Linked DNA regions of Homo sapiens: region 1 is linked to region 2. Evidence: chromatin loops called from intact Hi-C (ENCODE). Cell type or tissue: HepG2. All regions are shown on one strand. Each heading gives the region's core, and the rest is flanking DNA. Links, peaks and the distances in the headings are about the cores only. Region 1 overlaps LOC105372058 (a long non-coding RNA gene). Region 2 holds the start of KLHL14 (kelch like family member 14).

What was found. Hi-C counts contacts between places; a loop is a spot of excess contacts. Peaks named below come from ENCODE experiments on the same cell type or tissue, not always from the same donor. Only the 100,000 strongest peaks of a DNase experiment are listed, where the experiment ranks them.
Region 1: it touches region 2 in a loop (2.8-fold over the local background); 1 of 110 quality-filtered maps calls a loop at or near these places.

Annotation. Positions count from the first base shown.
Region 1 is chr18:32,841,232-32,857,729 of GRCh38, forward strand. LOC105372058 (a long non-coding RNA gene) reads left to right here. Exons shown (of 10, transcript XR_935361.2): 2 at 13,941-14,232. Among named protein-coding and RNA genes, the nearest start is that of KLHL14, 76 kb to the left of the region's middle. In HepG2, for the core only: no CTCF peak of the experiment used is centred there; no DNase peak of the experiment used is centred there.
Region 2 is chr18:32,759,702-32,776,199 of GRCh38, forward strand. KLHL14 (kelch like family member 14) reads right to left here and starts at 13,322. Exons shown (of 9, transcript NM_020805.3): 1 at 12,966-13,322; 2 at 9,944-10,933. The coding sequence starts at 10,890. It overlaps LOC105372055 (a long non-coding RNA gene), which reads left to right and starts at 10,975. Exons shown (of 2, transcript XR_935342.4): 1 at 10,975-12,586; 2 at 13,614-13,740. In HepG2, for the core only: a CTCF peak has its summit at 9,660; DNase peaks (open chromatin) are centred at 7,890 and 9,830; H3K4me3 peaks cover 4,887 bases.

The DNA.
Region 1 (16,498 bases), core at 4,041-9,040, 79 kb after region 2:
TAGCAACCCTTTAAGATGTTTGCATTTTAGAGTAATTTGGCCATTATCACATTTGCATCAAATGAAAACACATCATTATTTTGAGTGATAAGATGTTCAGTTAGAATACTCAAACCCTCTAGAAGCTTGCTTCTTTACCTACTTACCTTATCTAATGGTCAGATACCTTTTTCAGATGCCTTTTTTCCCTCTGTATCAGTGTCGAATCTCAGCTTGTCTTCTTCCGTACACTTGTTTTATTTGATTTCATTCTTTCCACTACATGATTGCTTCCCACATTCCCACATTAGGATTTATATGCTCTGAATATCCCACTCTTACATTTTTCAAGACAACTTTCTCCTGTTGCTTCAAAATTTATTACTTGACTACTTGATTACCTAATTATTTGCCATTAACTTTAACATTTTAAAATAATCTTTTATGGCAACAATTGGAGCTCATTGTAGAAGATTTATACAATTAGATAAGGAGTAAACAGAAAATAAGAATCACTGCAGTATCAGCCACCAGAAATAAACACTGTGGTGTATAATTTTCTTTATATTCAAGGATATTTTTATTGTCAAATACTACAATAATAAATTATGCTGTACAAACTGTTTTGTAACCGATGCCCACAATATAACATGAATATATTTCTATCTTTCTATTCTTTTTCAGCCTCATTTGCAATGGTTTTATAGTTTTTTCTTATATGGATATATACAGTTTATCCAAGTAATTCCCTGTTGTTAGGCTTGAGATTATTTCCATGTTTTTGGGTATCTTAAACAAGCTTATGATAAACAACCTTGATAAATAAATCTTTGGCACATCTATAATTTCCTCAGAGTAAATTTGTAGAAGAGGGATTACTGGGATATAGCTTGTACACAATTTTAAGATTACAAAAATAGATACATTTTTACAAAACTTCATCCAGCATAATTGTACAAATTTAGCCTCGCTAATGGTGCTGATGGTTTCTGCATTACTATTTTTATCATCCCCAAATATTACCAATTTTAAAGTTAATTTGCTATGTAAAAATTCATTGATTTTACTAGCATTTATTGTAATATCTGAAAAAAAGTGCACTTACAAATTTTCCTGATCTGTCTTTATATATGTGTGTATATGTATGTATGTTTATTGATTCTTCATGTTCTTTACTCACTTATTTGTTAGAGTATGAGTTCTTTCTTTCTAATTAATTCGTGAGGACATTTCCTGTATTAAAGATAGTAAAACTTTAATGTTGTGTTTGTTATAAGTATTTTTTCTAGTTTGCAAAAAGTCTATCAATGATTGCATTTGTTTCAACAGTTCAAAAACATGTGAGGTCATCTTTCCTTTAATGAGCTTTTTATTTTGATATCACAATTATCAGCATATTTTTGACCTTTATATACATTTTAAGCTATAGTACAGCTTCTAGAATGTTTGTGTTTTACTTATAAAAAATATAGATTTGCATTATTTAAAAGAGTTTGATGTAGGATTTTTCTTCTCAGTCAGGTTGCAAGCTGGGGACCTCTGGCTGGCAATGCCCAGCCTGGGCCCCACTCAGCCTTGCTGGTGTGCCCCAGCTTGCCTGTGTTATAGCCTGTACCTGCGTTCAGTGGTCCTGAGCTCTTGTACCACACCCAAGAAGAATGAGGATATGCTGGACTTTGAAGGGTGAGGAGGGCAGAGAAGAATTTTATTGAGCAATGAAACAGCTTTCAGTGGAGAGAATGTGGGGGTGGTTCCCTTACCTGGAGGTGGGAAAATTCCACCTGTGGCTGGGTCCAGGACCTCTTATGGACTCAGAATGGGGAGTGTATGCTGATTGGCTTGTGAGTATGTAAAAAGGTTAAAGCGAAGATGCCACTCAAAGGTGGGCACAACAGTGTAGGAAAGCAATTAGGAAAGGGTAGGTACATGCGAAATAAGTAAAGAGTGGGGCTCAATCAGAGGAAAGTGCACCAAACGGGAAGACAAGTTCTCAATTCAGTTGGAAGATTTAACTTGTAGCTTGGCTTTCAGGCTTTAAACTGTCTTCAGCTTGGAGGTGGGGTTTCACTGGGGAAACACCCCTATCTGCCCAGGCATATTTGGCTGCCTCCTACCTCTCTCAAGTTCAGAACAAAACAACGGATTAGAAAGGTCATAGAGAAAGAGGCAGAGGAATCTCCCCTACTACATTTCCCTTACCCACAAGATGCTTCTGGGCTGGTGGGGAAACTTTGATGCTGATGGGACATGATCTTAGAGGAGGTCAGGAATAGAGGCTCATCTTGCCCAATCATGTGGGTAGAATTGTCGTCAGCTTCTGGAACAGAAGTGACAAGGAAGCAGGGTGCAAGCCTGGCGAGCACTATTTGTTGCCTGTTCCTCTGTCAGTGGTTCAGCACATGAATGTTGCCCATCTGTAGAGGGTTGCTTTCCTTTTGGGATCATCTCCCATATCCCAGATTTCACTGAGTCCCATCCAAACTGAGTGTGAAAGACCCCACCTTTCAAAGGTACCACTCCGGAAAAGAGGAGGGTGCCACTGACACCCAGAGGAACCGAGTGGTATGGAAAGGAAAACGAGGTACAACTGTGTCATGGGAAAACCCATTTTGAATGCTTTCTGTGTCGTGTCCGTCCCGCTTAAACATCTTTTCTGGCAAGAATTGGTCTTAGTCATGATGATATCTTCAATGCCTGAAGTGTAGTAGGAACTCAGTTTCATAGAAATTCATTAAACATGGTACATGAAGGAATTGTGTTGCTTTAAAATCTGTCACCATGTTTAATTACTTTCTGATGTCTGCTAGATAACGACGATACAAATTGTGTGTTATTAAAGTAGTGTGCAATTTACTTATTTTTAAAAGATAAGAATAACATGGTAATCGGGGCTATGTATAGTTTCAGTGTATCATCTCAACCTCTTAAATTTATTTTATTTATTTATTTATTTATTTTTGAAGACAGAGTCTCATGCTGTTGCCTAGGCTGGAGTGCAGAGGTGCAATCTTGACTCATTGCAACCTCCACCTCCAAGGCTCAAGTGATCCTCCCACCTCAGCCTCCTGAGTAACTGGGACCACAGGTGTGCACCTCCATGCCCAGCTAATTTTTGTATATTTAGTAGAGATGGGGTTTTGCCATGTTGACCAGGCTGGTCTCAAACTTCTGGCCTCAAGTGATCTGCCCACTTTGGCCTCCCAAAGTGCTGGGATTACAGGCATGAACCACTAAGCCTGGCCCTCAACCTCTTAATTTTAATGAGCAAAGATGAGCATGTCATTTTAAAACAAATGAAAGAGGCCAGAGGAAAATAATAATTGTAAATAATTATTGGGTATCTGCTATGTGCCAAGCACTATTGTATATGCTTTATGATTAATATTTCATTTTTCTTCACTACTATTATTTTGGTTCACAATCAGAACTACCAGTTTATGTATAAGGAAATTAGGGCACAAAGAAGTTTAGACAAGCATTTTTAAAAAGATGAGAGGAGTGACTTAGAATTTGCATTTAAAAAGTAACAGGAGACCAACTGGATATAGAAATTGAGATGATATAATTAAAGTCAATTACATTTTGCATTCAAATATTTATTATCACCTCTGTAGCTAGAACTATGCTAAGTAGTGAGAGGGAATCACGTTATTGGGCTGCTATACAGAAGTATTTATACCACAGTTTTAAAGATAACCACTGACCTACACTAGCATTTGATAATCAAAAGATAGGATAAATGTGTATTCCAATAATCAACAAGAAAGTTAGTGTATGGAGGAGTTTCCAGTCTGTTTGTGGAGAACATGTAAAAGCACACACAAACACACACACACAAGCAAGCTGTTTTTCTTTGTAAAGAACTTCAGTTATTGTTTTATCAAAAACATAAATCATTTGAACAGTACAGGAGAATCAATAATCTGATAAGCAAGTTGTAAGCAAGTTCCAAAAGATACCATAATGACATTAAATATTCTAGGTCGTTTGGCAGGAATGAGGTCAATGTGTTGCCTTTGGTTTGGATAAGGGAGGGTTGGGCCTTTAAGGCCTTTGTGGGGTTTTGAACATTTGGAAGGCAGTAAAAGAAGAGAGACTAGACATTGGATGGGAAAATAATCTGCTATTGATGGGGGAAAATTTGAGAATCACAACTTAAATAAAGCATGATGACCCTAAATAATAATATGTTGAGTAGAATATTAATTATTGACTTCATTACCTCATACGGTAATTGTGAATATTAAATAAGGTAATACTTAGGAAATCTTAGCCATGATTCTTGATTATTATGAACATATTTACTTTAAATGAAGTAATGCCTATAAAGTGTTGGACAGAGCAAATGCTTGAGAAATATTAGCTATGATTCTTTGCTGTTATGAAAATGTTTTATTCTCTGTGACTTTTTACTTCTGCTTCATAAGTTATATGAATACAATTCTATGCAGAGGTTTTTATTTCTTATTTACATAATCGTTACAGGTTTAACCTTAAGGAAGATGGCAGTGTTTTCTAATCATGTTGCACGAAACATCATTTATGAAGAATGTTTTGGGATGCTCTAGCAGATGATAGTATTTATCTGCCTTACTGGACTGCTCTATTTTATAACAGGTTGATTCATGAAGGTTTGCTGGAGTCAAGGTTGCTATAATGAACGTCCAATATGTGTAAAACTATTTGAGAAATCTTGGTTAATGTAATCTATCTCACATTCTGGAAGACATAAAAATAATAATGAATATAAAAGAAAGCAAACTCAAAATCTGCTGTGACTTAGAATTATAGAATCATTGAATTTTGGGCTGGAAGGATTTTAGAGGAGAAACTGAGGCTCAGAGTGCGCAGAATGAATATGTGGCTTATGGAAATTCACATACAGATAACAGCATCTATTATATTTTGTCTCATGAAGTCATAACAAGTAGAACATAAAAAGCTTTTGATAGACATAGCTCCATGCTTCCTTTTTATAATGTAAATGTCATTAAAACAGTTATGTTGTAGTCTCCACTATAACAAGGAAACATAATATTTGTTAGATGAATTGAGAAAAAATAATGATTTGATACCAATAGTTAGGATATAGGGCTGATTTTCTATTTGTTTTCTCATTTCTGCCTTCCTGAGATTCTCCTCTGTACTTGTTTTTCAATGAAACTCAGAATAGAGCCTTGACCTTCTCTCGTTTCTTGGACTTATTAGCTGGAGATAAGAATACAAGAGAAAAGTAAGACTATAGAATGGTTTCCTTGTGACTTCATTTTAGAATCAATGACACTTTATAAATGGCTATGTGACATCAGCAGACAACTTTGGTTATCTGCTATCCACATAACCATTCCCAAAACACTTAGAACTTTGGTTTTGCTATCCTTAAATGCGATTAAAAGGTGTACCTACCTCACTGTGTTGCTGAGACTTAAATTAGGTAATACTTTTAAAAAGATTACAGAGTGTCTTTTTAGAGTGTGCACTCATTATTCTTCCTATCAATCTTATTATTAGTATAATAATTGGCATCTGCCTGACACATACGAGGGATTTTGTTGAGTTAAAAGGTGTCAGATATGCCACAGATGTCCTCATGTTCTGTGGTAGGGACTATTGTATGACTGTCTCATCTTTTAAAAAATCCTGTTGGCTTCTAGCAGAATATATTTCTTGAATCTAACTTTACGTGGAAATTCTCAATATGTGAGTGCTAGTATAACACAATTTAATGACTTTCAGAAAGAGCACAACCTCCTTAGGACCACCTCAGCCTGCAGATCACTGATAAAAACAGCTGGAGCTAGCATCTGTTCCTTACAAATCTTTCAAAGTCATAACAAAACTGGCCTGATTTCATAAACACAGTATGAATTTCAGTTTGTGTGTGGGAAACATGCCTAGGAAACCTAATAAGACTGGACGCATATGATGAAGTCCTTGTCCTTTAACTTGCATCGAGAAGTGCCAATGAAGAGAGACTAAAAGGAAATAAAGTGTGCATTTGACAATTTCCTAAGTAAGCATGGATTTTATCCTTCCAGGTTGATGCAATTTGGCAAATCTGTGCCCTTTTAATGCTTCTCACCACTCTCAAATTACAGTGGGGGTAGGTTTGAAATTGATCACTCTGACTTATAGTCATAAAGGTAACAGAGTGAGTGAGAAAACCTAAAACAGGACTCCCCTTCTTTTTAAACACCAGCTTTCCTAACGTGCATTTTTGTCTCCAGTTCCTTTGGCCACGCTGTAATCACTAGTGAGCTCTTCTGGCAGTTATAAGTCACATGTCATGTGACAGATTTTCCTGTATGATTTTCATTAAAATGCTTTGGAATCCTGGGACAGAAAGAAATTATGTAAATGTAAGTTTTTATTACTGTTTTGTTTTTATTACTTTTTCTCCTCTGGTGTTTTATCGCCTCATATAATACAGGTAAATATGGTGATCCCATGTTGAGATGGGGGTTTGTATTCTAATGCCTCTGGTCTCATACTTTGCATTCGATCCATGCTAATTTAATTATCCATGATTTCTTAGGCAAAGAGAGGAATGCAGACTCCATGCTGTCTGCAACTACTTCAGTCATTCCTTTACTGCCCGTGACACCATGTGAGACCTGCAGATGCTAAACAACCTCTCCCTGCACCAGCTCAAACAAAAAATGCTAACCATATGCAACTCCAACCTGTTTATCCTTAAGCAATGCAAAGCCATGCAGTGCTACAGACGGGCAGTGGGGGAGAGCACAGAGCTGCCACTTCTCACAGGGTTGCCTTGTGAGAGAGCAGAGCATGGAAGCACAGGAATTTAGGGCAGGGATGGTTGAGCTGGGTTCTTTTCTTTCAACTTTTCTTAGTGATAAAGACAAGAGCTCCTCTGAAATTTTATTAACATGTGTAGAATTGATGAACTGTTACTTAAAAGGTTAGCCCCTGGATTTGAGATTAGGAGTCTGAGGTGTTTTTGGGGACTGTGGATTCTGAATTCCTAATTACTCTGAGACATGATCTAATAGCTACTGGTAAGAATTGAGAGTTTACCCGGAAAAAATAAAGAGTTTTAATTCATTTTAGCTCATATTTAATTTGAATGATAGTTTTCTGTAGAACACTATTTTTGGCATAGATCTTTTCAAAGCATTCTTCACTTTGGCAGCTGAAATTTCTGGAAAATAATCCTAAGAAATTATTAAATATAGAAAATTTAAAGGGCACTGTAAAATGAAAATTAGAAAATAGAAAGGATAGAAAAAATAACTCAAAATGATATTAGAATGTAAAGTTATAATCTCAGTTTTTTCCTCCCAGACTTATTTATTCATATTTAATATTTCTCCCCCTTTGAACTGTAAAACAATATAGTCAAATTAAAGAGTATTTTGGAAAAGAATAAAAAAGAATGCTTTACTACTCCAATTTATTATTTCCTTTGTGCATATTCTTGTTAAAATTTTCTTCCTCTGCAACCTCCTCACCCTTGATTATTATTATTTTCTCTCATTACCTGAGAGATACAAACAGATCTGGTGAGATAAGCTTAGGGAAATCTTTCCAAACATCCGGAACAAATAACCATATAAATATTAGAGACAGTGAGGTGGAAATCATAATTCTTCAATTTAGTGAAAAAAAATTGTACATTTTCTAGTTAAATCCAGTTTGTATAGGGGACCTATTTTCAGTCATCTCTCAGGTATTTATTCCTATGGATCATGGCATGTATGTGCCAAACTGAATCTAAATTGAATGAAACTATCTCTGTCTCTGTCCAAAAAACAATCTTGTGAGTCAGCACTGCTTACTCATCTTTAGTGGTCAAAACCTTGTACTATTGGCCAAGCACAACAGACAGATGGGAAGTAAAAATATAAAGAGAAGCTATAGTTCTTACTTCAGGCAAGAGTATCCATATCTGGATAGATACTCTCAGAAAGTAGTGGTTAAGAGCTCAGGTCATGGAGCCAGACTTCTTGGCTTAGAATACCAGCACCTCCACTCACTAGTTCTATGACCACGGGCACGGTACATAACTTTGCTGAGACTCAGGTTTGTAATCTGTAAAATTAGGATACTATTAGAATCTAACTAATTGGACTGGCATGAGGAACAAGTAAGCTGATGCATGTAAAAATACCCAGCAAAGAGCCAGACATACATATTATTATTGTTGTTATACTTAATATTTGACATTGTCATCACATTTCAAATACTGTGCAGGATATTTGATCACAACTAAAATCAAACTGGTAGTCAGCAACATATAAAAAAGATTATGTGTTATGACCAAGTAGGATTTATCCCAGGAATGCAAAGCTGGTTTAGCATCTGAAAAACAATCAGTGTAATACATCATATTAGTAGAATAGAGAACAAAATCCATGTAATTATCTCAATAGATACAGGAAAGGCACTTGAAAATATCAAACACCCTTTCATAATAAAAACACTCAACTGACTAGCAATAGTAGGAAGCTTCCTCAACCTGATAAAAGGCATCTCAGAAAAACCCACAGGTAATATCATACTTACTGGTGAATTGTAGTACACTTTTCCTGTAAGATCAAGACAAAGATGTCTACCCTCACCACTTCACTTCAACATTGTGCTAGAGATCCTAGCCAGAGCAACTAGGCAAGAAAAAGAATTAAAAACCACCCAAATTTTAAGGAAAGAAGTAAAACTACCTTTGTGATCGATTATATGATCTTATGTAGAAAATCCTAAGGAATCTATGCCAAAAGAAAGAAGTAATAAACAAGTTCAGTAAGGTTGCAGGTTAAAAGATCATGATACATAAATCAATTATATTTTTATATATTAGCAATGAACAATCTGAAAGTAAAACAATTTCATTTAAAATGACATTATATGTGATAAAAATAATTTAGAAATAAATTCAACAGAAGTGCAAGGCCTGTACACTGAAAACTGCAAAATGTTGGAAGAAGTAAAAGAAGACTTGAATAAATGGAAAGATATCTCATGTTCATGGATTGCAATACTTAATATTGTTAGGATAGCAATACTACCCAAATTGATCCACAAATTCAGTGCAATCTCAGCTGCCTTTTTTGTTTTTGCAGAATTTGAAAAGTGGATCTTAAGATTTGTATGAAGATATAAGGGATCCAAAAGAGTGCAATCAATTTTGAAAAAGATGAAAAAACTTGGAGGACTCAACACTTCCCAGTTTCAAAACTTACTACAAAGCTACAGTAAACAAGACTATAAGGATAGAAATAGAGATCAACAAAATAGAATTGAGAGTTCAGAAATAAACCCTACTTATCAAAATATTTATGTAGACCTTTTCTCAAAGGAGATACATGAATGGCCATTAAGCTTATGAAAAGATGCTCAACATCACTATTCATTAGGAAAATGCAAATAAAAATCATGAGATGTTGCCTCACATCCACTAGAATAGCTAAAGCAAAAAAAAAGCAACAACATAAACCATATAGGCAATAAGAAGTGTTGGTGAGAATGTGAGAATTTGAAGCCCTCATATAATACTGATGTAGTGCAGCCATTTTGGAAAAGAGTTTGGAATTTTCTCAAAAGTTTAAACCTCATGAACTGCCTTTTTACTCTAAGGAATAAACCCCAAAGAAATGGAAATTTATCTCCACATAAAAACCTGGATATAAATGTTCATAAAAGCTTATTTCTGATAGCCAAAAAATTAAAGCAATCCAAATGTCCTTCAACTGATGAGTAAACAAAAGTGGTACAGCCATACAGTGAAATATTTGAAAACAGAAATGAGTGAATTTGTGATATATACTACAACATGGATATATATGCCTAATAAATGGACTAAAAGCACTTCCTCATAAAAAAGCTTCTATTATCTTATAGAATGAAGAGGAGATTTCTTCATATAGACAAGATAAAGTATTTCCTTGGTGCTATACTTTATCCATGAAGAGAACATTCTCCTAAGTGAAAGAAACAAGTCACAAGAGACCAGATATTGTATGGTTTCATTTATAGGAGAGACCCAGAATCGGCAAAATCCATAGAGACATAGGTAGATTAGTGGTTGCCAAAGGCCGGGGGAAGGAAAAAAGGGAAGCAACTGCTAATAACTGTGGGATTTCTTTTTGAGAGAACTTTTTTTTTCTTTTCTTTTTTTTTTTGAGACAGAGTCTCACTCTGTTACCGAGGCTGCAGTGCAGTGGCACCATCTTGGATCATTGCAATCTCCACCTCGGCTCACTGCAATCTCCACCTCCTGGGTTCGAGCTACTCTCCTGCCTCATCCTCCTGAGTAGCTGGGACAACAGGTGCCTGCTACCACTCCTGGATAATTTTTGTATTTTTAGTAGAGACAGAGTTTCACCATGTTGGCCAGGTTGGCCTTGAGCTCCTGACCTCAGGTGATCCACATGCCTCGGCCTCCCAAAGTGCTGGGAGTACAGGCATGAGTCACCATGCTGGGCCAGACATTTTCCTTTTGAGGAAAATGTCCTAAAATCAAGAGTGATGATGGCTGTACCACTAGGGGTATATTAAAAAGCCATGAATTTTACACTTTCACAGGATGAATTTTATTTTGTGCAAATTATATCTCAATAAAGGTGTTAATAAAACAAGCCAAAATCTGGTTGTACATTTCTTTTCATTATTTTGCCTTTGCCCTTGCCTTTTATTTTTTCTAGAGTTTTTGTTCAAAGTCTGTGGAGTACTGGGGAAATCTCCAGTGACTACTCCTTAAGAGTAGTGTATCATCCTTCAGTGAATTCATTCCCAAGAGTCAACAGTATTATTTGGCTTCTGAAATTTATCAAGGCAACTTGTCAGTGTTGTTGCTTATCCTGCTTAATCACACAACTAAGAAAGAACACTCTGTAATTTTCCATATTAGTTTTAAAAAAATCTGTGGTCAGTTAGAGAATAAAAACATCTGGGAGGAGATCTCAGCATGGACACTTCAGTTCTCTGAACCTCAGTGAGCACAGGCTATGCTGACCAAAAGCAGGATGTGGGTTCCATGGGGGACCTTATGTTAGCATTGTATGATCTGGAGATGACCAGTGCTGGCCTATACAGAGTCTTTCAGTCAGAAAGCTCAAAGCAGCCTCCTATCATAAGAGGATGTTTATTTAAATTATTTTAATATAGCTTTTAAGGACTAAGAAGATTTATCTTTACGAAGCTAAAATACTGACTAAAAACACTCAAAAAAGCTTTTATTTTTCTATATAATGAAGGGCAGATTTCTTCATATAGACAAGGTAAATTCATCCCTGATGTTACATTTTTGCTCTAATTTGTTAATTGGCCAGTCTATAATAGCCTACACTGTAATCATTAAATAATTATACAATACTTTCATTATGTTCACTGTCTGCAAATAAACGTTTGTGAATAACTGCCATGTTAGACATTATTCAATTTAAAACCAAATGAAAGCAACATATATTCTCAGTTTTGTTACTTGTCAGTGAGGAAGTTAGAAAAAAAATTAGAAAATTTTGCAAATCAAAACTACAGGTATAGGTTAGAAAAGGTGGTGTGACCATGCTATTTCCTCTTGCTCTGGCCCACCTCTGAAACGGATAGAAAGGGGATAAAATAGACTAAAAAGGGCAAAGATAAAATGAAAACAGATAGAAGCGGATGAGGGATTTCAATATGTTTTGGGAAACGGCCCTTGGTGGACTCACGAGCACGGAGGAAGATCTTAAGGTTTAAGATCTCGCAGTGATGAAAGTAACAAAAAGTGAGCTGATGGGCACCTCAGAATTTCTAAGGGACTCAGAACTTGGGATTAGCAGTCCAAGACAGGGCAGGGTGGAAGTATCGCACTGAAAATCAGGAATGATTAGAAGTATCTTAACAATGTCAGAGCCCAGTAAAGTCAGCTTTCTCCACTTTCCCCTTGGCCAGGTGGACTGGGAGCTATCCTCTGAATAACCTAGAAGGGGAAGCCTCAGGACTCAAGAACATTGCTCATCAATGAACAATCCTGTCTAATGGCATAGAGTATTCAATCACACTTAATCATACTTTACTAAATTATTCTTAAGTATAAATAGAAATTAGAGTAATAACAATCCAGTTTTTGATGGAAGTCTACAAGATGGAGAGAGAGAAAAAAATTAACTTGAAAGAAACAGAGATCATGCGGAGAACAGAAGAAACATTAAAAATTAACCAACCAACTAGCCAACTAACCAACCAACCACCACTACCACCAAATAACCACACAAAAACTCCAAAAGAATAAAAGAAAGCTTTTAAAGCAATATCCTCAGATTTAAAAAAAGGGGTATAGTAAGGCATTCATTAAAAAAAGCTAAAATATAACCAGAAAGTTAAAAACTAAATTATAAAAATGTGAAAATATCTTCATAAGTAGGATAAAAAGATCTAGGATGGAAAAACAAGAGAAAATATAGATACAAATATTTACATATATAAAATCAATCAAAAAAGTCTAACATCCTACCAATACATGTTCTAGGAAAAGAGAGTGAAGAAAGTAGGGTAGATGAATAGATTAATTTAAAAATACATTTTCCATCCTGGAGAACATGAGGTTTGAAATTCAAGGGGCTCAACACAATAGATAGAAATAAAATGACCATATTTGGCAAAGTATTGGGAATGGCAGGCCCCCAGAAATAGTAAGACTTCAACTTCTTGACATAAACATAATTTTCAACTCATAATTTTCTACCCAATCAAACCATCCATCAAGATTTTGAATAAGAAATAAATCATTTCCAGATGCCTCTTCCATTGTTTCTTTCTTTTTTTTTGCAAACTACCAGAGGTTAGGCTTCAGCAGAACCAAGAAATAAATGAAGAAAAGGAAAACATAGCTCTTTGGGAAAATATGTACATTTCACGAAGTTAGGAAAAGAAAATCTCAGATACTGTCTAGATAGCAGGCTTAAAGAAGCACCAGTTTAGAGTGAAGAAGGGAAACCAGTGTTTCTAGGAAGAAAATTTCCAGAAAAAAAGGTGGATCAGGGTGAAAAGAGAATTGCTAGTGTACCAGCTATGTTTGGAAATTTGAATAAAAAAGTACTAGTTTTAAATGTATGGTGGCTTCAGAGGAGCAGTTGGAAAAGTTATGAATTCGTTTCCAAAAAACTACTCAAATAACAAAAAACGGCAAAAATAAACTCTATCAACAGCAATTGTACAAGGAAGGAAATCTAATCACAGTAATTACTTGATACTATAGTACACAGTAATGTGAACACTGATTTTTGATTTAACTCTTTTTTGTTTTAATTATATTGAATTGGGGAGAAGTGGCAGATATAGAAAGTCAAAAGTGATAAAGACATTGTGGCCTAAGCAAATTATCAGAGATAAATGTTAAGAGAAGTAGTTAAAAGAGGGAATGATGGTCTTTAAAAAGGAGAACTGGGAAAGGGTAGGGCAAATTTCTGCTTGTTTTCATCATAACTCTTTAGTTATTTTAGTTATTTTACTATAACTTGCTAGCATATTATGATTCATTCATATTATTATAAAAGCCTATAAAAGATTATAAGGTAAACTTTAACTTGCAAAATGATATAAAATTATGGTAAAGAAAAAAATTACAAATTGAGTCAATTTTGTTTCAAGCTGATTATTTCCTTTTCACTCGATACATGATGAGCAGTTTTATTTTCTCAGACCATATAGGAGCCAGGGAAAAAAGACCTGTATACGCCAAAGGATGACCATGATGAAATGAATCTTTTCAAGCCATAGATCTATGATTTGCATACTCTAAGAAATGGGCAGCCAAAACAATTTTCTAAACTCAGTAACGATAGAGAGGACCATAACAAGAACTGATATATATCTGAAATAGCATAACATAATGTAACCAGCAGTATTACTTACAAGCCAATTAGATATCAACCAATTGCACTGCAGTTTAGGAATGTAGATGAGGAAATAGATGGGAGGCTATTCCACTTACCATTACAATCCTTTCTTTTGTATTCCAGAGGAACAGCGGTTTATTGAAAGGAAAGCAAATGTCCAGAAGCAAAAACAAACAAACAAAAAACAAACAAACAAACAAAAACAGAAAAAACTTCCCCAAAAGTAAAGAATCACAGCTTTATTCAGTAGCTCCTCAATTAAAATAGTCATCTTCTTAATTGTGCCATCTTCAGAAGCAGCCATATATACTGTAGTTAAGAGGCACATGGTGAGAAATTTGGGGTCCAATCAAGATGATAGGATTCATCTACATGGCAGCCCTCAAAGATTCTGGAAGAGAAAAATGGTGAAAAGGTAAATGATTCAGAGGGTTAGCGCACTCAATTGTATAAATAAAAATGGAGGATTCAAGTGCAATCAGCAAAATACATCATTTAAAAATTTTTATTGACAGATTTGTCAATCTTGTGCAAAGGAAATTTAGTAACCAACTCAATTTGCCAAATGTTTATGACTGCTTCCTATGTTTATAGAAATACAAAGCTGAAAAAGGCATATTTCACATGAGGAATTTAGGTAAGAAAAATAAGTCTGATTTATTATTATTATTATTATTTTTATTTGAGACAGTCTTGCTCTGTTGCCCAGACTGAAGTGCAGTGGTGCCATCTTGGCTCACTGCAACCTCTGCCTCCCTGGTTCAAGCAATTCTCCTGCCTCAGCCTCCTGAGTAGTTGGGATTATAGGTGTGTTCCACCATGCCCGGCTTAATTTTTGTATTTTTAGTAGAGACTGGGTTTCACCATGTTGGCCAGACTGGTCTTGAACTCCTGGCCTCAAGTGAACCACCCGCTTCAGCCTCCCAAAGTGCTGGGATTACAGGTGTGAGCCACAATGTCCAGCTAAGTCTGATTAATTATTGCTAGGAAGAATAATATAAGACCCAATTTTTTATTATTTTAAACAGTCAGTGAACCAGCTTAAGTAGATAGTCCGCAAATACTTATTGAGCACTTATTTATTTACTGCACTTGAAATCCGTACTTGAAAGATGAAGATGAGGAAGAAACTGAGTAGACTTGGAGGGAAGTGAATAAACATTGGACATTTATTATGATTCAGGTACCTGCTAGATGCATTACATAAATACTTCATTTAAACCTCACATCAATCCTATGCGATTGTTGCTGTTTCTCAGATTTTACAGAGGAGAAAACTGAAGCATAAAGGGTCAGGTATTTTGCCACAGGTCATGCAGCAAGTAAGTGGTGGAGTTAGGACTGGATCCTAATCTGTTTGATCCTATTTCCACTCTCCAAGGCCAGTCCTCACACTGGGTAAAGTCGGCTATGATTTAGAAAAACAAGGGCACAGGGCACTGTAATTAGTCTTTTTAAATATAAAATTAAATGAATTTACTTGGAGAAATATTCATTATTCTTAGGTTATGCTCTTCCTGTATGCGTGTGTGTGTTACAATGTCCAGGTGAGGATATTTTGGTAATAGAATATACTGATTTCTTTTTTTTTATTTTTTTTATTTTTTTATTTTTTTAATTATACTTTAAGTTTTAGGGTACATGTGCACATTGTGCAGGTTAGTTACATATGTATACATGTGCCATGCTGGTGCGCTGCACCCACTAACTCGTCATCTAGCATTAGGTATATCTCCCAGTGCTATCCCTCCCCCCTTCCCCCTCCCCACCACAGTCCCCAGAGTGTGATATTCCCCTTCCTGTGTCCATGTGATCTCATTGTTCAATTCCCACCTATGAGTGAGAATATGCGGTGTTTGGTTTTTTGTTCTTGCCATAGTTTACTGAGAATGATGGTTTCCAATTTCATCCATGTCCCTACAAAGGACATGAACCCATCATTTTTTATGGCTGCATAGTATTCCATGGTGTATATGTGCCACATTTTCTTAATCCAGTCTATCATTGTTGGACATTTGGGTTGGTTCCAAGTCTTTGCTATTGTGAATAATGCTGCAATAAACATACGTGTGCATGTGTCTTTATAGCAGCATGATTTATAGTCATTTGGGTATATACCCAGTAATGGGATGGCTGGGTCAAATCATATTTCTAGTTCTAGATCCCTGAGGAATCACCACACTGACTTCCACAATGGTTGAACTAGTTTACAGTCCCACCAACAGTGTAAAAGTGTTCCTATTTCTCCACATCCTTTCCAGCACCTGTTGTTTCCTGACTTTTTAATGATTGCCATTCTAACTGGTGTGAGATGATATCTCATAGTGGTTTTGATTTGCATTTCTCTGATGGCCAGTGATGATGAGCATTTTTTCATGTGTTTTTTGGCTGCATAAATGTCTTCTTTTGAGAAGTGTCTGTTCATGTCCCTCGCCCACTTTTTGATGGGGTTGTTTGTTTTTTTCTTGTAAATTTGTTTGAGTTCATTGTAGATTCTGGATATTAGCCCTTTGTCAGATGAGTAGGTTGCGAAAATTTTCTCCCATGTTGTAGGTTGCCTGTTCACTCTGATGGTAGTTTCTTTTGCTGTGCAGAAGCTCTTTAGTTTAATTAGATCCCATTTGTCAATTTTGGCTTTGGTTGCCATTGCTTTTGGTGTTTTGGACTTGAAGTCCTTGCCC
Region 2 (16,498 bases), core at 6,804-11,803:
TCTCTCTCTCTCTCTCTCTCTCTCGTCATTTTGGAGTGAATGCTTATGAAACCTTAGGAGAGGGAGATTACAGGAATTGCCACTGACAATGGTGGTACAGTTGCTATAGTAACCAATCCACCAAATTCATCTGTGCTACTGGGCACACACTTCTGCCTCTGTAATACACCCATACTGACTGGGATCTCTCACTGTATCAGTGAACTCCTGTTAATGCATATGAAATAGAAAGTGGTGAGGGCCTAGTGTACACCTGATAGCATTAAAGTGTTTTCTTCAAAGTTTCCCTCTCTGACTCACAGGTTTACATTCCCTTTTTTAATCCCATCGCTTTGCACAGGATGCTCTGATGTGGTTGGTTTTGAGGGGTGCTCAAAATCAGAGCCAAACAGCCCTCTGTTGTTTTTGTTCTAAGAAGTATTTACAAATATGACTATTTTCTTTCTGGTGACAAATTGACCCTCCAGCCTAATAATTCCTCACTCAGCACCAGATTGTGAATTGTGGACCATCCCACCCTGACCCTGACATTCAAAATAGACTTTATCTGATAAAAAAACACATCTCAGAAATCACTCTATAGAAAATTTGAAGGTAGCACCCAACAATATGTGATTGGACTGTGTACACACAGACATACACACACACACACACACACACATATACACACACACACAAACATGCACATCCATCTTTCCATATTTTTCAACAATGCCTCTACATTTTCAAGGACTTTTCTCAGATATTGCTGCTTTCTCTCTTCTTCCTCCTCTCCATTTCACTGGCCTCGCCTGTCTTCAGAGGCACCTGAAGGCACATAAGGCAGGGAAGTGAAACCGACTGTAATTCTTCAGTTCACTTCTCTGCAGCCTCCAGTGAGCCAGTCTCCATACGGTGGCCCAGCTGAGCTCTGAGGAAGTTCAGAGTCCCCGCGCAGGTGCAATTTACCAACCCCTCACAGGCGCTCTGGGAGCAAAGAAGCCAGACATATGCATGTGAAAGGCTTTGGGAGCAGCAGAAAAGAAAGCCTCTAAGCTTAAGTTTATGAGATTAAAAAGAAGAGGAACTCTCTTCTATGAAAGGAAAAAATGAAAGACATTTATAACTCAACCGGCCATCATTTTCCTTTTGAAGAATGAAATATAAATTGCTGAGAGCTGTCGAAAATTCTAATGTTCCCACTTCCTTCTGATGCCCTTGGTTTCACCTTTGGTTCCCTCCAACTTCATTCCTCTGGTGTTAACAGTCTCTGACTATTTCTGTGCTATCAGTGATATCATGAATATGTCCTAGTGATTTTTTGATAGGCAAAAGTGCATTCAGGTAAATTTTGCTAAATATGTCTTTTAAAATTAATAATATACAAACTTAAAACAGCATTTTATGTTTAGTTTTTCTACAATCTCAGCTGATCTTTCTACAAATGCTGCTAAGTATTTAGAACTATAATTATTAACCCATTTTACTGCTGCAGGACTCGGCTAACGTGGAGCCAGGCCACTCATTTAGGTTTATGATTTCAAAGGCAGCAGTGTTTCCACAATAGTATTACTTCTTTTTTCAGTTCAACTGAAAAACATGCTGATTTTTCCATTTTAAAATGTATCTATGCAGTAAATAATCCTTAGCAGGGCCTACAACTTCCTGTATGATTTGGACAACCCCTCTTGCCACAAATGTAGCCACACATCCTTTTTTTTTTTTTTTTTTTAAGTTCCTGGAAGGTGCCAAGCTCTTTTCTGCCCAGGAGTTTTGCAGGTGGTCTTCTCTCAGCTTTGCCTCTCCAATTGCATATTTTGCCTTCTCCCCAGGCCTATTACTTAGAATGGCTCATCTTTCAAGGCTCATCTTATACCTTTGTTGCAGAGAAAGTCTTCTCCAGTCACTCGGATAAGGTTACAGCTGTCTGTTATAGGGTGTCCCAGCCCATGCCACTTTTCTCTTGTAGGTTATGTATTGCCAGTGTGATTATTTTGTGTTACTATTTACTCTTTCTCTTTTTACTGTAAATTGCATGCAGTCAGAAATGTGGCTGTCTTGTTCAACTCTGTATCTCAGAACTTAGCTCAGAGCTTGATGTACCATATACGTTCAATACAAATGTGGGGGTTATTCCATAGCACAACTTCTGATTAGTAGTAAATTGCAATGCATCACTCCAAGTTTCCACTATCAGTGTGACACAGTCATGGGCCTGCATTTAGAAAGCTGTCAGAGGTCCTGAAGTTCTCCTTGCTTCTCAGGTCTTTTGCCAGGTCAAATTACATGGGAATTAAGATGATTTTGCAATGAATGCAGTTATATGTTTATCTCCTTATATTCACAGAATGGGTTGTCCCCTTTGAACTCCGAGACTTCTGAAACTACTGCATTACCTAGCACAACAATGGATTTAAAAAAAAAACAACAAAAAATCTTATTAACTCAGATTACATATACATAGTTATTGAACCGAATGGTATTATAGGCGGTAAGGTACCATGATTGACATTTTTTTCTTGTGAAAATATTTTCTTTCTTTTGAGGACTGACTTTTTTTTTCTTTTTAATGAAATTCTGTCTATAACTCTAAATTATATAAGGTTGGGTATGCCATGATTTAAGTGTTTCTTGATTTGTTCTTATCTTGATTTGTAAATGTTGAACACCTAATTTCCAGTCTTTAGAAATTTCTTGCCCATCTTCTTTTTCTTCCTTTTTCAGATAGTTCACATTCTTAATAACTTGTTTGATACCCCTTATTTCCTTGCATTTTTCTTACTTCTTGTTTTTTCTTCTTTTTCTCATTACCCTATAATTTATTTTCTCTTTTTACGGTAGGCATTCCATAATACCTTTCTGCTTTACTTCTAGTGTTGCAAATAGTTCTAATCCTATTTGCATTAATATTATTTGTGAAGAGATAAACCTCTCTGCTATTTACAGTAAAATGAACACACTCATTGTATCATCTGTACTACAACAGATAGCCTTTCTCTGGTTAAGTGATCCTCCTACCCATATCAAAATAGTGTTTTTTTGTTTTAATTTAAAGAAATCATCATTAGTAATGCCTGTATTGTGAATTATCTTGGAAATCAATGGAAAGGACATGGAAAATGAACATGTTTTCTGAATTCTAAGTGAATGAGAGAAGACAAACATTTATGATCTAACAATTGTTAAATTGATTTTCTTGAAACAAAATATAAACAGAATAAATTTTCAGTTAGAGAGGTCTTATTTTGTTATTAAAATATACAGGTATTTTTATAATTCCAACTTCTACCTGGTTATTTAATCACCTGAAAGTATCCCCAACATGAATAGTGTTTTACTGTCACAAAAACAAATCTGACACCCCTTTAGTACTTCAGTGCACAGAAATCCAGGGAAACCAACTTTTGGTTCAAATTCAAGCTTCAAGGTTTTTTTTTTTTTTTCATAGTTAAACAGAAATTTCTTATTTTTCTTTCTTTTCTTTATTTAAAGTGCATTGGCTCATTCTATTTTTAGTAAGTCAATATTATAGTGCCAAATCTCAGCAACTTATTATTTAGCCCCTTAATTCAGAACTAATAATTAAGTGCTGTAGACCAGAAGGATAGAATTCTGGCTTTCTAATGTCTTCCCCTCGTTCTTCATTGGTTGAGTGGCCTGAAGAAGAGTTAGATGGCAGGAACTTTTAATGACTTTTGTGGTGTGATAAAACAGAAGTGGAAGGTGTAGATAAGAGTTTGTCTTTTGTAAATGCCACATCTCCAATATATACTCATAATGGCAGGGTTATTTCCCTGGTGATAAGGACCTCTGACTCAACACTATTCAGATAATTGGGTAAATTACTTATCTTCTCTGAGTCCCAGTTTTCTCATCTTTAAAAAGGCTTAAAGGGTGCTGTAAAGATTAGAAACACTGTAAGTGATAAGTCAAGCTTGTGGTAGTTGCTCAGACAGTGATAGCTACTATTATTATTGGCCAACAACAGGTTGTGTGTATGTTTGCGTGTGTGTAATCATCTTTAAAATTACCTATATTTTTATTGCACATTAGCTTTTTTGATTCACACTATACTGCACCAACCTTAAGTGTCTATCTCAATTATATTTAAGACCAATAGCAATTTACAACGAACTCACATTTTTGGATCAAGGTCAGGCACTGAGTTAAGTGCTTTGGTTACACATATTCAGAGAAGTCACCGTCTATTGGGGTCTGAGACAGACACATAAGACAAACCTACAATGGGGTAAGTATTTCTCCAGAGGTTGTTCACTTTGCAGAAGGCAGGCAGGATCTATACTCAATCCAGTTGATCCACTCATAAGTCAGGAATCCTGACATGCCCTTTGATCAAAGCAGCTGGAGATACAGATTGACACTTAGAAAAATAATTGTTCACATGTTCATTTAGTTTAGATTAGTTTGCCTAGATTAGTTTGCTGAATATGTGCCCGTTAACCTCAGAAAAATAGTGTGTTAAATATACTCGCCTATTTTGATTTCCTACTCGAAATGATTAAAATATCATATAAACAATATTTAAGCCTCTTCTGAATAATGATGACCATTCTACATTAGGAGGTTTTATATCCAGTATGCTTGAAAAAATGAGAAACTCATCCATTGTTTTAATTAATCACTATTTAGCTTCCGAGGATCACTATTCAAATCCTTAAGTCATATTCTGGATAAATTAACTTCTAACTTAGCACGGTAGAATTATTTAGACTTGAGTTCTTTCCAAATGGAAGGATGAAGACTAATGGGGATTTTTTCCACTAGAATAAGGGCAAATTGTTTTTGTCCATTTTCTTCACTGATATATCCCAAGTGCCTAGCCTAGTACATGGGTTGGCAAACCGTGGCTCACAGTATAAATCCAGTCCATGTTCTATTTTTATATTTTTGTATAGCCTGAAAACTAAGAGTGTCTTTTATGTTTGTAAGTGGTTGAAAAAATTAAAAGAATAATATTTCATGATGTGAAAATTACAGGAAATTTCAGTGCCCACAAATGCAGTTTTACTGTAACACAGCAATGCCCATTCATTTATGTACTGTCAGTTGCGTTTTTGCACTACAGGTGAAGAGTAGTGTAGTTGCAACAGAGACCTTGTGACCCCAAAGCCAAAAATAAACACTGTGTTGCTTTTTATAGAAAAAAATTGCTGACCCCTGGCCTGGAAAAACAACTCTCCTAATTTTTTTTTTAAGTCAGATACATTACTATTTAACCCTCACAAGTTTCTTTTTAAAAGAAAAGTCTTAAGTCTACATATAACTCTTCAGTCAATTAGTAGATTTCAGCCTGGCTAGCATTTGGGGAGTGATAGTAAAAAACAGCACACTGTGAATGACAACACAGACTTGCCACACTGCCTGGGTTCAGCTGTGCAATCATGGAGCAATGCTTAACTGCTCTGTGCATCAGTTTTTTATCTATATGAGGCTAATGATAGTACCCATACCTTGGGCTGTTATGAGAATTCAATTAAGTAATGTATGTGAAGTGCGTCAACATCACCTGTTACGCAGTAGCAGTTGTAAATAAGGTAACACATTTTTTACTGTTTTTTAAGTTAAGAAAATTGGGATGCTTAGAATTAGCTAAGGTAATGAGTGAACCTCATGTTCATAAAAATGGTAAAAATACAAGCATGAATTAAAACTGGAAAATGTCCACTTTTAACAGTAAGTCCTCTATTTCAATACAAGGCATTAGTATCCTTTTTAATTGCCTTCTGATTGTAGGATGTAACTATTTGACTCCCATATCGGTTGATGTAATTTTGTAATCAATGGTCCTGTTTCAGATAATAAACAAATTGTATTCTGAATGGTTGAATAATTTCTGATACAAAATTTAACTACCTAACAATTTTTAATCTGAGGGTATCAAATTGATATAAAGGGAAGTAACAATTTAGAGAATGCATGGATACAAGTTTAGTTTGCTTTGTTAAGGTTATTACTCAGTTCTTAGAAAGAGAACCAACAGAAAATATTGTCCTACATTTAATGAAACACTTTCTAAGCACCAAAACCAGGAATCAAAACTGTATATTAGGAAATGTAATGGCATTTTAATTATTGCAAGTCATTTTAGCAGATAGATAATTAGTACCCTTGATGTTTAAATAGATTTTTACATTAATTTATGAGAAATCTATAAATAGACTATGTTTTGTAGTAAATGAAATCTTAGGTAGTCTCCTGTTGTTTATAAAATATAATTTCTTTAAAACTACACTTCGATATGGAACCCTACATGGGACGTAATAGCTAGTTGTTAAATGTTTAAAAAATATGATTACTTTCATGAATGTATTTCTATTACAGGTGTTTTCTTGGAGAAGGTTCAGTAAACTTTTGTTATGTGCAATAGTAATGTAGATTAATGTATTGATGAAGTACAACATTGAGCCTTTCTTTTTTCATAATCTTAATTCATTCAACTTTTAATAAGCATTTATTCGTTATATTGTGTGAGGTGCAATGAAAATGTAAAACATTAGTTAATTTTATCCAGTTAATTAATATCTAATCCAATTTGATTTATTTGGGATAATTGCTAAATTATACATTAAAATTTCAAACTGTAAATAAAAAGAAACTATTTGGGTTACTTAAGCTAAATTTAGACTATGTCTTCTGTTATTTACATTTAATATACTAAACACTGCATATCATGTCGCTTTATGAAACTAAATTTTCATGCTTTAGATGATGTTAATATTGACTTGTAGAAAGATTAAATCAAGCTGATTTAATCTATCCATCACCTCACCTCTTTATCATTTCTTTGTGTTGAGAATGTTTCAAATCTACTATTTTGGCAATTTTGAAATATGTAATACTTTTTTACTAACTGTGGTCACGTTGCTGGTGCAATAGATCACTAAAACTTATTCTTCCCGTCTAACTGAAACTTTATATCCTTTGTCAATCCTGTCATCTTAAATTACTTATGTGTGTATTTGAATACAGAGTGACAAGTTTCTTATTTTACTTATTGTCCTTATGTTAAGTTTGGTAAAATGGAATATGAATTTAAGTGCAACTGGTATACTTAGAAAAACCAAGCAACAAGAGGGAACATTTTATATTAATTTGAGTATTTGTATAAAGATTTCATACTTGGGTTCCTTTACTTTTCTAGGCTTAATGAAAACTCAAAATTAATAATCTTTAAAATGCTTAAATTATGATTATATTAATATCTCTACTTTCTATAGATAATATACTCTTAAACAAGTAAATTCTCTTTTGAAGTTATTCTATTTGCTTATACTTTGTACTTATTCCAAAAGACTGGTCAATTTTACATTTTCATCTCCTTCTCTGAATTTAAGAAACTCTTTTATATTTAGAGTTTAAAAACTACAGGTGGATAAAAAGTAATAAATACAAGGTCCTTCTATTCAATTGTCTTCAATGAAAGTGATGTAATCTCAAAAACAATTGGTTAACACATTTATCCCCGTTAAATGACACATAAGGCTAAGGGAACATTTTTATATTACACTGATGCTATAATAAATGGGCTGATTTAATATTGTTGGTTGCAACTTACAGCATTTCTGTCTACTTTAAAGTTAGGAACTTCATGGTTATTTTGGCATTCTTCCTATGAATTACAATTAAAATAATGTAATTAGTCTGTAAAATTCAAAATGCTACCTTTACTAATAAAGGAATAAAACCTAAATTATATTACTTTGAGGTCAATGATAGGTTCGCATGAACTATTTGCTTTTCTATATCTTTCTCTTTTAAAAGAAAATACAGTTTTCTTCCTACTGCAGAAGTATCAGATTCTTGCAGCATCCATGACACTTGTAAGCATTCAGTGGTCAGACACCACTACATATCCTTCAAATGATGTGGCCCAGTGAAGCTGGAGGGTGTCGTCACGGAGCCAGGCAGCCTGGTATCTCAGCCATCCACCAGGACAGAGCCAGCAGGCACTAGCTGGTGTGCTGAATCTTGACTAAAGTGGGAAATGGATTTTGCATTTTGAAAGTCAACTCTTCTAACATTGAACCTTAGGACATACCTGTTAGATAAAAGTGCATTGAGGGCTTCAGAAATTTACTGGATCAAATTTATAAAGCTCCTCTGCCAAAATTACTCTTAGAATAAGTTAAATCTTAATTTTATTATTCCTCTGGGTTTCTGAATTTATACCGTGTTATACATATTTTTAAAAGTATGAGTAAATGTATGTTCAGAACTATAACTGTGTTGTCTGAATTATTGACTATGTGTGATATATGCTAAATGAAGTATACTTGTAGGTCATTTAAAAGTGACAAAAATTTAAATCACAGAATATTAATCACCAAGGCCCATCGCCCATCACACTGAGTTTGCCATTTGGATCTTTAGACAAACGAAAAATTCCAATAAAATAAAAATACGTTTCATGTTTTTTTCCTCATTGGCCTCTTGTGCTCACTGTTAAAAGCACACGGGGATTTGGATTCTTGTTTCTTCTATTGTCCTATTATCATCTTTTGACAACACGATTCGTTAACTCATCTCCCACAGATGTTAGAAAAATGAACTTACAGGGTTTTGTTACAAGTTCAAGATTTCTCATGCCTCCTGTTGGCCTCTCCTTAACACAAGAGCTGCCTAAAAAAGTGTAGAGAGTATCTTCCATTTCTTTAAACTTTAGTTACCTAGGTCTGGTGGAAACATAATGACACACACACACACACACACACACACACACACACACACACACCATTTAATTCTATAAGGCTGCACAAGGTGGGCCCCATTCTTTAGACATCATTCTGACTGGGAAAATGCCCTGCTAGATTTTCAAACCATGTACTTTGCTACACTTTGTAACACTTTGGTGGTTAGGCTGGAGTAGCCTGGCATCTGGAATCATGATGTTTTATCATGAGAAACTGAGAGGATACTGTTTCTCTTTTCTAAAAAGAGAAAGAAACCCTTTGCTAGGGCTCATTAAAAATGGTTTTAAAATTGGAGCCAATAAAACACGATTGTCAATTCCTACAGCCTTTTTATCTCAGCAGCATTTTTAAAAGGCATCATTTCTCTCTCCCCTGAAATCCTACTTGCAACACACACAGCCACATTTCTAACTAGCAACAACAGAGGCAGCAGCAACTCTCCAACTTCTTTGTCACTGGTGAGCAGGCACACAGACCAACTGGAGCTAGAAGCCTCTCCACTCCTCCATCCCAATTTTCAAGTGCACTCTTCTCAGAAATGGGAGTTGCTAGGCAAGATTCACCCCATCACCCTGAAATCTCTTGCTTTACTCTCCTTTAAAAGTGAAAAGGAAAGGCTTTCCACAACATAGAAAAGTTTGCCTGGGCACATGATACCAGCATTTCCAATAGTGACCCTAATAGACAAAGCATTTTGGAGTTCTGACATCGACAGGGAGCAGATCCCAGTCATGAAGAAACAACTTGAGTGTGTGACGGCAAGACCATGAAAGCCTTCCTTTGCAAGCATCGCCTGGGCTCTTCTGCTCACCCAAGGCAGAACTGAGGAGGGGTGGGGTGGGCATTCCTCACCACAGGATCCTTTTTCTTGAGCAAGCCCATCTTAAGATTTGTAGGGAGAGCTGGCTTAGAGAGACTTCCAAAGCTACACTTCTAACTGTCCTGGCCTTTGGCCCCATCTGCCTGTCAATTTCAGTCTGAGTCCACAATTCCCATGTTTACGGCTCTGGGGATATCTAGAACCTCGGCTTTGGAGCGCTCAGGGATGCTGCTAGGCCAGTTCCCTATTGACCTTTCAGGGACTCTGAAATCAACTTTCCTCACACACTCTGAATTGTTTGCGTTTGTTTTCATCCTGCCAGAGCCACCCGCCCAGGCCACCCATCTCTTCCCTCCTCCCTGCCCCCTCCCCTCCCTCCGGCCTCTCTGGCTCTACCCCCCCCTCCCCCGCCCTCCTCTTTGTTGTCTCCTACCTGCTGGCCAGGCTCTGCCTGCAGTGCTGCCTGAAGGGCATCAGGTGGTAGTTCATGGCGTCCAGCAGCAGCTTCTGGCAGACCGGGTCGGTTCGCATGAAATCCACTGACTGGACCCGCTCCACCAGCTCCGGGGCCGGGATGAGGGCGAAGCGGAGGCGCTTCATGAGGTCAGGCGCATACTGCATGCGGGTCTCGCGGTCGTGCTCCAGCCACAGCACGGACATCTGGAAGAGCGCCAGCTCCGACTCCACGGGGGGCGGCAGCGAGTCCAGCAGGGCGCGCATCTCCTCGAAGTTGAGCAGCAGCACATCCTCCACCAGGTACTTGTTGGCCAGCTTCTTGGTCTCCTCCAGGCCGTGCAGCGCGGCGATCTTGCACACCTGCTTGTAGTTCTGCACCGAGATCTGGTCGTTGAGGAACTGCACGCAGAGCTTGGTGACCTGGGGGATGTGCAGGATCTTGCTGACCGACAGCACCTCCTCCACCGTGTCCAGGGACAGGGTCACGTTGGCCGTGTAGAGGTACTCGAGCACCAGGCGCAGCCCGATGGACGAGCAGCCCTGCAGCACCAGGTTGTTGATGGCCCGGGGGCTGGTCAGCAGCTTGTCGTCGGGGGAGGAAGAAGGAGTCCCGGGCTCCTCCTGCGGCGGCGGCTGCTGCTGCTGTGACGGCTGCTGCTGCGGCGGCTGCTGCTGGTCCTTGGGGGCCCCCAGGCCGTCCTGGCCGCCGACCCCTCCCCCGAGAGGGGGGTGGCTGGAGAAGAGCGATCGGAAGTACTGCGAGCAGGAGGCCAGCACGGCCTTGTGGCAATGGAACTGCTGGCCCTGGGCCGTCAGGGTCACGTCGCAAAACAGCTGCTTCCTCCACAGCAGGTTGAGGCCGTGCAGCAGGTTGTCGCTGTGGCTGGGGTCGAAGGTGGAGGTCCTGTCCCCGGATCTGGACATGGCGAGCTGACTCGGTGCACCTGGCTTTAAACCCTCCTCCAACCTGGCAGACAGGGGTGGGGGATGGGAGGGAGGGGAGCAGGGTGGTGGAGCGGGTGGGGTGTGGTCGGGGTGGGGAAGGGTGTGGAGGGGAGGGGAGGGCGAAGAACAAGAATCAAGGCTCAGCTTGACTCCCTCCTGGCGCGCTCCGGACCCCGACCCTAGGAGGAAAGTCCGAAGACGCTGGATCCGTGAGCGCCACCAGAAGGGCCCTGTCTGGGGTCCCGGCGCCGGTTCTGCGCCCTGCGGCTCCTCTCGCCACCTCCCACACACTTCGTCCCTCACTTTCCTAAAACCAACCACCTCAGCTCGGCTGTTGGCAGCAACAGCAGTGGCAGCAGCGACGGCAAAGTGGCGGCTGAGGCCGAGGCACCTCGTGGGCTCGTGTCCATGCCGGGCCAGATGAAGGGAAAGGCCGGGAAGTGGGGAGCCGGGGGTGCCCTGAAAGCTCAGAGGCGACCGACGGCGAAGGTTCCAGGTCAACTTGTGCCCGAAGCTTTGCTTTTCGCAGTTGGCCCAGTTTGGGGGAGGGGGTAGGAACAGGGGCCCGACCAGCGTGCGGGGTGTGCGAATCTTAGCTCTCCAAAAGCTGGGACCCCCTTCGATTATCCATGCTGCCCCGAGAAACTCCTAGGCTAATAGTCTGAGGGAGGAGATAAAGCCCTTTCTTCTCCCGGGAAAGTGCAGCGGAGCGCGGTGAGGACCCGCTCAGTGGAATCGGCAGAGGCGGGAGCTGTCCTTATCAATTCGAGCTCATTTCCCTCAACCTGGCCCTGCCCGCTTCCCCGCTTCGCAAACTGTTGGCTTCCCCGTCACCACTCAGTTTGGCTAATTTTCCAGAGATGGCTTTAAACCTGGCAGGAGAATCCTTCCACCACCGCCACCCCCACCCGGTGGCCCCCTCTCCCCCGTCTCGCTCATTTCAAAGCGCGGAAGTTCAGGCATCAATCTCCCCTTCCAGCGAGGGGCGGCACCGAGGACTCAGGGGGAGGAAGTGGGGCTGCGAGGACGCGTTTGGAGAGGGAGCCGGGAGGCCTGGAGGCCGGGAGGGATTCGTGTGCACGGTTTCCCCTCCCGGGCACCAGGCGCAGTCGCTTTAACTCCAGTAACTATGAGAAGTTCAAGTTAGAAGGCAGGTGTTGGGGGAGGGGTGGGGGCTGTCGAACGAGCGGGGGGGCGGGGGAGCAGTGGGGTGCGGGGTCTCTGCGCCCCACCCAGCATCGTCGCCTGCAGCCGCAGCTCCCTTCTGACCCCCTCGGTAGAGCCCCCAGCGGCCCCCCACTCGGGCACCCCCACTTCCCCGGCCCTGGAACTACTTCTGTAAAAAGTCTGAGCCGCCCGCATCTAGGCAGAGGAGGGCAGGGTGGGGGAGGCGAGGCGAAATCGATACGCCAGGTCCTTAACCTGTAATTGCACCTTCCAGGGCTGAGCAGAAAGGGACCCTCTGCTTGCATCCCGCCCGCGCGCCGGCCCGCCGGCCCGCCGGCCCGCCCGCCCGGGGGAGAGCCGCCGCCGCCGCCCGGCTCGGAGGGATCCCGGCGGACCTGCCCCTTCCACTGCGGCTCACTCTGCCCTGCCTGGCGCCGGTCCTGGATCGCCGGCTTCCTATTTATACCGGACTGGGCTCCTTTCGACTCACTTTACCATCCCGTTCCAGGTGGACCCTACCCTCCCTCGCGCTCCCTCCGCCGGCAGCACCCCCACGCCCGCCCCCAAAGCTCTGGCTTGCCTGAAACATCTTACAGAGTCTCTCTCCCTTTAAGAGGACCCGGTCATACCTCTCTCTAGCTCTCTCCGCTTCGTTGTCTCCCCCCGCCCCATCTTTTCCTATTCCCCTTCCTTCTTGTTCTTCTCCCTTGCCTTTCCTCCTCATCTGCTTATTTCTTGCAATAGGAGTTTTTTCTTTATGAGCGTTTGCCATACAACTACCCCCCCGCCAACCCCTCTGAAAGACTCCCTCCCCGGCCCTTCCCCCTCCAACAATCCAAAAGACAGAACAAAATACACACAAGGCAGACACAAGGCCAGAAACTTACCTGTTCTCAACCAGCTGCAAAGTCAAGGCTCACTTAAGCTCCCCCCAAAAATCAATTGTCCTTCCTTTTTAAAGGTTTGCTGTCTCCTTGGGAGGGGGAAAACACCTTCTGGTTCCCAACTCCAGGCAGTCACTCTTTACAATTTATTTTGTCGTACATCATTTGATCACCATGAATTAGCAACAGCAAGAAAATGTAGGAGAGGGAGAAAAGAGAGAAAGAGAGAGGGAGAGAGAGAGGGAGCAGAGCTTTCTGCAAGAGAAGAAGAAGAAAAAATGTACGTGTGACAAATTATGCTACCAAGAAACAACACATCATTATCCTTGGGCCTGGGGCTCAGTGAGTCGTAACGAGAGTAATAGGAAATCCACGGTTGGGGAGAGAAACGGTCGTGCTTGGCCAGTAGAGAGAGACCATACAGGGGGATGGATGCTGGAGAGACTCGCAAAATTATGGCTCAAGGCTATTGTAAAAATTGTCGAGCGTAAATGACTGCGATTTCAAACATCTTTGGAAGAAAGAAGGGGAAAAAGCGAGCCCCCCCTCCCTCCCTCTCCCTCTCTCTCCCTCTCTCTTCTCTCTCTCTATAAAGAACCGTCAAGTTTTAGTGCGCATTGCTAATTAGTCAATTTCTCTCTGCCTTCACAGGCTGGCGACTTCGCTGCTGAGCTGAAACTGCTAATTTCTGTGACCAGCTTTTTTCTTAGCTGTGATCTGGATGAATGAGTAGCTGTCTCACAGAGATGACAAAAATAAACTCTAATCCCCCCCAAAATTTCCACTACATCTTTCTCATGCATAGATTTATGATCTTCAAGTGCTCTGTGCAATATGCAAACTTTTTTTGTGTCTGTATATATGCTGTTGTTTCCAGATTTCACTACATTGGTATGCTGCTTTTCCCTTCCCCCCACACCTCCCCCCCACCCCCAGCACTGTGAAATGCAGAAACAGTCTGATCTCAAAGTATGCTAAGACACTACTTTATTCTGTTTTGGTATTTGGGGTTTGGGTCTGTCCTGAAAGACACTAGCCCTTGCCTAAAAGGTGAGTGGCTGAGGATACACACCGGGGTGGGGGAGTAGAGCTGGTAGACAGAATAGAGGACAGCCCTTTGCTTTACATTTGCTTCCCACAAGGCACTGTTCAAGGTTTATGATCTTATTTGAAAACATATTTTCTCTATCATTTTGTCTGGTTAAACAACTGCCTCTGAACTTCTCTGTCAGCTCTTCAACAGATAAGGGTGCAGAAGTCACGTTTTTTTTTTTTTTTTTTTTTTACTGAAAGATTATCATATTGTTGGATTTGTATTTCAATTAGGAGTCTTTGATTTGCAGGAGCTAGAATCAAGTGCTAGGAAACCCAGCCGCAATTTCACAAATGTAACCTTTCAACTTTAGAGCTCATCTGATATATAAGGGCAACCACATAGTGCTCACATTTTTGACCCTGCTTAGCATGCAAAAGGAACCCCAGCATGTTTCTGGAATTTTAGCTGTACCAGAGATTCATGTGCATTTTGGTAGAGGACATGTTCTCCAGACTTATCTCATGATGTATTGCACCCTTATGTTTATAGCCCTGCATTTCGGTTGTCAATGGGGGTTGGAGGTGTCCAAGAAAGAAAGAAAAAAAAGAAGCAGAAAAAGGAAGGTATGCCCTTGAGTAAAATGAACACGAAGAAAGCTGGACATGAACTAAATTGAGCTTTGTTTGCTATTAACTATATGACTATGATTCATTCTAATTTATATGTGCTCTGATTAGTAAACTTATTAAAATACGTATCAGGGCACCATTGCAAGACATCTATTCAGACCCCCCATCATCCTCTTTGATTTGTGAGAGATGGAAAGACACCTGCTTAGGAAAGGGAGGAAAATTAAAAATTCTGAGGTTCAGAAATAGGGATTCCCCATTTACAATGATAACATTAACGTGCACATGGGATAGTCACACTTAAATGAATTAAGAAGGATCAAACTGAAGCATTTAACCCTCACAAAGCCCCCCCACTTTTTTTGTCAAGGTTCTAGATTATCTGAGAGTAAGACTTCTTTATTCAGATCCTGTTGAGATGCTGCATTCTCATATTTATGTTTATAGTGGAAATGCCCCAATACATGATTAAATCATAGAAAAGAATTTTGCTGTTGTTGTTGTTTAGGGCAGAGGAGAGAAAGACAACAGATTATACAATTCTCCTGGCCCTATTATTGTTTTGATTTTTGTTTAAATTTCCCTTATTTGGGTGTTGAACAGGAAGATCATGTGACTCTAAGATAGAACATTTTTGGAGTTCTGTGTCACTAGCAATTAAAGCTATCAAGTATGTGGAGTGTCACAAAACTCTCATACATGTAAAGTGCAATTTTTATATTATGATTTTGATGTTGATCTTTTATGAACTTCTCATGAAGTATTTGGAACTAAGCCCAAAGGCAATAATAGTATTGATCACTTAAATTATGGCCACCTTCCTGTTTTATCTTGAAAGAATTAAAGTATGTTTGTAGGCCTCAAAATAACTTAGTTTCAAATTTCTATTTTTTTATGGATAGGATATATTGACCACTAATTATGATTACCAGGCTCTTTATTGCTTCCAAACAATATAAAAGCCACATTTCAAAAATTTTAGCTACCTATAATTTTAATGCTTATTTAACAACTAGGGTGGAAAGGGAAGAGAGTGGGATTGGGAGCTGGCAATTCTAAAATGGCTGTTGAAGTGGATAAAAACATTTTCTTCTGCATTCTAAAGTTATCTGATAATGTTTAAATTTCAGAAAAAAATACAATTCTGGTTATTGTATAAGCAATTAAAAAAGAATATTGATAAAGGGTCCCTTCATAATCTGTGCATAAACTAGCATATATGTCATGTAAATCTCACACCTCCAGTATCTTATACTGGCTTTGACTGAAATTATTGCAGAACTCACAAATGAGACGACACTATTTACAATAAATCTCGTTATGAAAGATTCAATTTGCAGCAATCAGATGCTAGCTACTAAGCGATTTTAAGTATTTGAATTTTATCCTACTTCAGTGTTCAACATACAGAAATTGCATCTGTGTGTTTGATCTGTCCTGCTGAGCGCTATCAGCAGCTTGCATCTCTGCCACTATTGTTTTTAAAATGGCAGGAAGGACGTGACTAGTCAGGAGCACTCAGCAGGATGGATTTCACGTGGCATAAGAGGAGCCAGAATTGTCTTTTTTAAAAAAAAATTAAATATGATTGTGTAGTCATCTAATGCAAGCCATCTTCATACTTCGATAGAATTATCAAAATTATTCATTAGTGAATTTGCATTTAAACCATGTACAATGGAAAGATTCTGAAACTATGGCCACTGAGCAGTCTACTAGAGCTGCCATTAGTTTCTAGTGGTCTGGTCAGCCTTCAAGGTGGCAGAGATCCAGGCCTATCAGTGGTTCCAGTTGCTCAGGATCATCTCACTGGACTGGAGGAACTGAAGATTATCTTTAGAGCAGTTCTAGAAATGTTTTGCTGCTTAACA